2 separate regions of the Homo sapiens genome follow, and region 1 is linked to region 2. A link is a loop called in an ENCODE intact Hi-C map of the cell type or tissue named here. Cell type or tissue: heart left ventricle. All regions are shown on one strand. Each heading gives the region's core, and the rest is flanking DNA. Links, peaks and the distances in the headings are about the cores only. Region 1 has its middle 8.5 kb from the start of DEPDC1-AS2. Region 2 overlaps LRRC7 (leucine rich repeat containing 7).

Region 1 (2,811 bases), core at 1-2,500, 1.3 Mb after region 2:
AAAAATTTAACCACAATGCAATTGCAATAAAGGCCTCAGTTGATCCCATGGGGGGTCCTGGAGCTGTGATGACTTTTCAGAATTGTCCCAAATTAAGAAATGGGGCTGGGTCTTTTACCTTCATATAAACCAGTCAATGGATATGGGCTGATCCTGGGGAAGAGATGTAAGCTTGGTAACGTAGTTCCCTTTAGCCAAGCACAGTTCCTAAAGAGGAATGTAGCCAATATTCCTGACAGCTGGAGGAATAAATGACTCAACTCTGAAAGAATCTGTGCAGAACACCCCACATTCACTACTAGGGACCCCTAGCATTAAAACTAAAAAAAAAAAAAAAAAAAAAAAAGGTTTTGTGTTAATATGTAAGAGACAGAAGGAATGAGAACAGTGGTTTTGGTTATCTTAAAATTTAATATTTATTGATTATTTCATATTTAAAAATATATATAGATGATTTGGAAATGAAAGTTTAAATCACTTATAATCTTATCATCCAGATATGATCCTATGAAAATCTTGGAGTAGTCTATCTCCAGAACTTTATATCTCTTAACTACTCAAGAAAAAGTACCTTTTTGTCTTCTAAAGCTTATATGATTAGCTAGGGTTAAAGATTTGCAATAACTTTCCTTAAAAATTCATGAGGCCAGGCGTGGTGGCTCATGCTGTAATCCCAGCACTTTGGGAGGCCGAGGCGGGCGGATCACCTGAGATAGGGAGTTCGAGACCAGCCTGACCAACATGGAGAAACCCTGTCTCAACTAAAAAATCAAAATTAGCCGGGTGTGGTGGCACATGCCTATAATCCCAGCTACTTGGGAGGCTGAGGCAGGAGAATTGCTTGAACCCGGGAGGCAGAGGTTGCGGTGAGCCAACATCACACGATTGCACTCCAGCCTGGGCAACAAGAGCAAAACTCCATCTCAAAAAAAAAAAAAAAAAAATTTCATGGTAACACTAAAAATACAGTGATAAAAGACCTGCCATTTTTGTTTATTACATACAATGTCTCAGACTTTTGTATTCATGTGTTTTCATTAGGTTTCTGATTTATAACTCGGAAATTCCTGCATTCATCTTTAGATCTTAGCAGTCTCCATCTGTCTTCTGATTGCTCAGTAATCTGATCTGTCAGGCAGCACCTTATGCCCAAGCAAAGAATCGGAATCTCTTTCTTTTCTCCAACTTAATGGATCTTCATGTGTCCCATCCACACAGGCTTATAGTCTACCTTTTACTGGATAGAAATGCTACTAAGCATTACTCTACTCATTCATTAAAGTGAAAATTAAATTTCAACATCAACCATAAACTGGAAGGAATTACACAAATTATAAATTACTCAAATATTGGTTGAAATTTAACTTTTGGAATCAGCATTGGATAATTTCTAAAGTAATTCTTTATGCATTTTTTTAAGTGACTCTCAGGCAGCAGTGCCATCTGCAGGCCTCCTCTGATGCAGCTCTTTTTAGTTTATGGAAATTTCTTCTTAAAATGGATTTGGCTCTACTAAATATAGCTTTATAATGTCAAATACAAAGTGATGTTATTCACAAATTTTAAAAAGGTGAATTTACAGGTACAGATCTCTGATAGAAATCTTTTAACCACTAAGCTAATATCGACTGTCTATATTAATAATCAAAATATCAAACATAATGCACAGCATCTGGAATATATATGGAATGAGCACGGATTTTGGGGATCACACAGAACTGCGTTCTTGGGACTCATTACTTACCAGCTGTGTGAAACCTTTAAAATGTTACTTAAACTTTCTGAGATGCAGGCTTTTTATTTAAAATATGGGGATAATATTTTCTTCATTAAATGTTTGAGAGTTCTCAAATGACATGTATAAAGTGCCTAGTACAGAATGTGCATACAGTATGCCTTCAATTGATAATAGTGCCCTTTTCCTTGAAATTAAAACAGAAATATCTCTAGACCATTTATTGCTTTTGTGCCCAGAAAATTTAAAAGTTGTGAACATATCATTGCCCTTTTAGAGAAAATAGAGTATGAAGGAACTGTCTTCCTAGAAAACTTATCCATCTCTTTTCATTCTGACATCCTTTAAAATTTAGCTATAGATGTATATGTTAATACCTGCATAGAATATTACTGTTAGATAGTTATAAGAAATTGATAAATAGTGGTTGCTGAATTTTGGAGCTATAAAAGGGTCTTATTTCTTAATGTGTATATCCTTGGTATTATTTTAATTGCAATCATGTACAATATTACTTTTTGAAAATAAAAACACACAAAAACCACCTAGAAAAGAAAAATATATGAGACTGCCCTTACATTAAAAATGGACGATAAGGCCAAGCATGGTGGCTAATGCCTGTAGTCCCAGCACTTTGGGAGACCGAGACAAGCAGATTGCTTGAACCCAGGAGTTCAAGACCAGCCTGTGCAACATGGTGAAACCCCATCTCTACAAAACATACAAAAAGTAGCCCAGTGGTGTAGGCCTGAAATCCCACCTACTTGGGAGGCTGAAATGGGAGGATCACTGAGCCCAGGGAGCTTGAGGTTGCAGTGAGCCATGATTGCACCACTGCACTCCAGCCTGGGCAACAGAGTGAGACACTGTCTTAAAAAACAAAAACAAAAAAAAAACAAACAGAAAAGATAATTATCTCTCCCCATCTAATCTTTGCTTCTAAGTATAACAAGATATAAAAAAAAGAAAGTTTAAAAGAGCAATTCAGATTTTGTATAAACTTCCTTTGGAATCATAAAATATACTCTTAAGGGAACCTGTATACAATTTTCCTCAAAATTGATTAGAATAAACTA
Region 2 (2,811 bases), core at 25-2,524:
TTCCTGATAGTTTATTAAATAAAGCAGTTTAGCTCTTTCTGTGTCTTATCTCTCTCACATAAACTCTCCCTGGGAGGCCTTGCCTTTACAAGGAACAGAACCCCAACTATGTTGATTTTGAATAAAAATAGTCTTTCTTTTTCTCTCTCTCAAAGGGGTATTATTCAGTCTCCCTAAGCAACGGGCTCATACAGCAGCCTACTGATAAAGTAACACTTTGTGTGATAAGAAAAACACACAAAGGCAATTTTTCTAAAAGTAGGATTTTTATTTTAAAGAGTTTCAAGTTTCAATTTTATAAGATACTTAATGAATTGATAATAGAAAAACAAGGAAAGGAGTAAAAAGATGAAGAAAAATATTTAAAAAATAGATTTGTATCATTTTCAAAGGTCCCGTGAAATACTTAGTTGTAGATCAGTACTAGCTCTGGCGCAGGTAAACAGGATGATAAGAAGGCAAGACCATGGCTTATGGGATGACAGGGTCAGGGTGCAAATCCCAGCTCTGCCAATTACCAGCTCTATCATTCTAGTTACCTTCCCAATAAAAGAGAAACGTTCCCTCTAAACAAAGCTGAGTGAAGTAATCAATGCAATATTACTTATTAGAACTCGGTACATGGCCATTTTTGGTGGTCTCAGTGAGACATAGATGGTCCTCCTTAAGAAATTCAGCCTTCATTTGACACTAAAACCGATCTCAGTAAGCCCAGACAAGATGTGTCATCCTCTGGAATAAGATTAAGCCGTTTCTGCCAAATAGTCAGATTTCCTATTTGACAAGTGCAATAGAGTCCACAATCAAATTCCCTAGGATGAGGCTGTGAAATAAATGTAGACCAAAGCCCATCCTTCCCTTTGCCTCCTGTCTTACAAAGCAAAAGAGTAAAGTCCAGCCCTAATATTTATTAAAAGACTCTCAGCTTCTTAGTCTTTGATCCAAAACTCTGGTATGAGACTGTGGTGAGTTCAAGGATTTTGGAGCCAATCAAGGAAAAGACACAACCACAAGATGGCAGTATTGCACAACAGTCTTTATTAGGCAGCACTTGGACAGGTTTGCAAGAGTTCTGGGAAGTGTCTAACACTGGAAGACCTTCCAGATACAATAGCATGGGACCACTACATAGAAGTAAACTAGGGCAAGGAAATTCTGGGAAAGCAGGGAATTGGACAGGGGGTTTATATGTCTACCTGATGTCACTCTGCAGCCATGTGGGGGAGTCTCTGGGTCAAAGCTACAAAGGGTAGCATCAAATAGTTACAGGGTGTATTAGTCCATTTTTTTCATATTGCTATGAAGAAATACCTGAGACTGGGTAATTTATAAAGAAAAAGAGATTTAATGGACTCGCACATCTACATGGCTAGGAGGCCTCACAATCATGGTGGAAGGCAAGGGATCATTAGAGCAAAGGCATGTCTTCCATGGTGGCAGGCAAGAAAGCCTGTGCAGGGGAACTGCCCTTAAAAAGACCATCAGATCTCGTGAGACTTACTATCACGAGAACAGCATGGGAAAAACCCATTGGCATGATTCAATTACCTCCCACCAGGTTCCTCTCACAACACGTGCGGTTTATGGGAGCTACAATTCAAGATGAGATTTGGGTGGGGACACAGCTGAATCATATCACAGAGTTTGTCTAATCTCTGGCTAGTGGATGTTAAGTGAAGTTTTGTAAAGAATGCAAAGCAGGCAGACTCTTAAGTAGCTTACAGTATAATAATTTGGGCTATATGTAAACCAATCGGAGGTGTAAGAATTTGAGTTTGGCACTGGCAGGCTTGGAACTAGCTATGAAGAAGTAAACAGTATAAAGACCAATACAAAAAGGTCACCTTTAACTCCTTTCTATAAAAAAGACTCATCCTTTCAGAACCTTGGTTTACAACTTATTGTCTCACATTAATCCAAAGGCTAATAATATCAAAGGCAGTGTAAAGATAATGATGGTGATGATAATAATTACAATGGCTACATTAAATAGGCAAGGGCCTACTGTGAGCCTCAACACGGAGAAAGAAGAGAAAGAACCCGCAGCCTGGTCCCCTTTCCTCAGATAAGGCAGCAAAGTCCCAAAGCCCTGACTAAGTGAATTCATATTCAAATAGGTGATGGCTTTACTATAAAAACTGTATTTATTCACCACACACACACATTTATATTAAAATTAACCCAAATTTTCTGTAACTTTCCCAGTAAAAATTTTTATCTCTCAGAAGATGTTTTGTTCCTTGGAAAGACAGTCATTACCTAACTTATTCCCAAACACTGATAAATTATTTTTGAAAACCTGCTTTTGATGATAAAAATGTCTCTTTGTCATTCAAATACCACTGGATTCTGTTAAAGTCTGAAGAAAATATTAAATAATTTTATTTGTGTAAAAAGCTAAAAATAGAAAAGCAGTAATTATAAATAATATTCCTTGTTTTCTAAGAGATGAAGTACAGCCAAATGACTTAGCAAATGTTAAAATTTTAAACCTACTTAGTTTACTGAATAAATCAATAATTTTCTATTCTTAGTGAATTGGTCAGAAAAAGTAGTCAAATCTTATGAGAATTCAAAAAGTACATTACAGAATACTTTTTCTGTAGTGTTTAATCTCCTAAATTTCAAATGTTATTTTTGGAAAGGGAAATTGTGAAGTAATTGATTTCAACATGTTATCATTAGACTTGTAGGAAAGCATCAAAATTATTATTAAAAAATGGAACAATGCTAATGTTACTAAATGTATCCATTTTTCTCAGCACCACAATTTTGAGCATTTTAACCAGCCAAAGTGAGCTAGACTTACAA

What was found. Peaks named below come from ENCODE experiments on the same cell type or tissue, not always from the same donor. Only the 100,000 strongest peaks of a DNase experiment are listed, where the experiment ranks them.
Region 1: a loop joins it to region 2, with 4 times the contacts of the local background. A loop is called at or near these places in 33 of 110 quality-filtered maps.

What each region holds. Positions count from the first base shown.
Region 1 is chr1:68,469,189-68,471,999 of GRCh38, reverse strand. No RefSeq gene overlaps it. Among named protein-coding and RNA genes, the nearest start is that of DEPDC1-AS2, 8.5 kb to the left of the region's middle. In heart left ventricle, for the core only: a CTCF peak has its summit at 1,465 (motif pointing left); no DNase peak of the experiment used is centred there.
Region 2 is chr1:69,735,981-69,738,791 of GRCh38, reverse strand. The region is part of intron 2 of LRRC7 (leucine rich repeat containing 7); the gene reads right to left. Among named protein-coding and RNA genes, the nearest start is that of LRRC7, 170 kb to the right of the region's middle. In heart left ventricle, for the core only: a CTCF peak has its summit at 1,017 (motif pointing right); no DNase peak of the experiment used is centred there.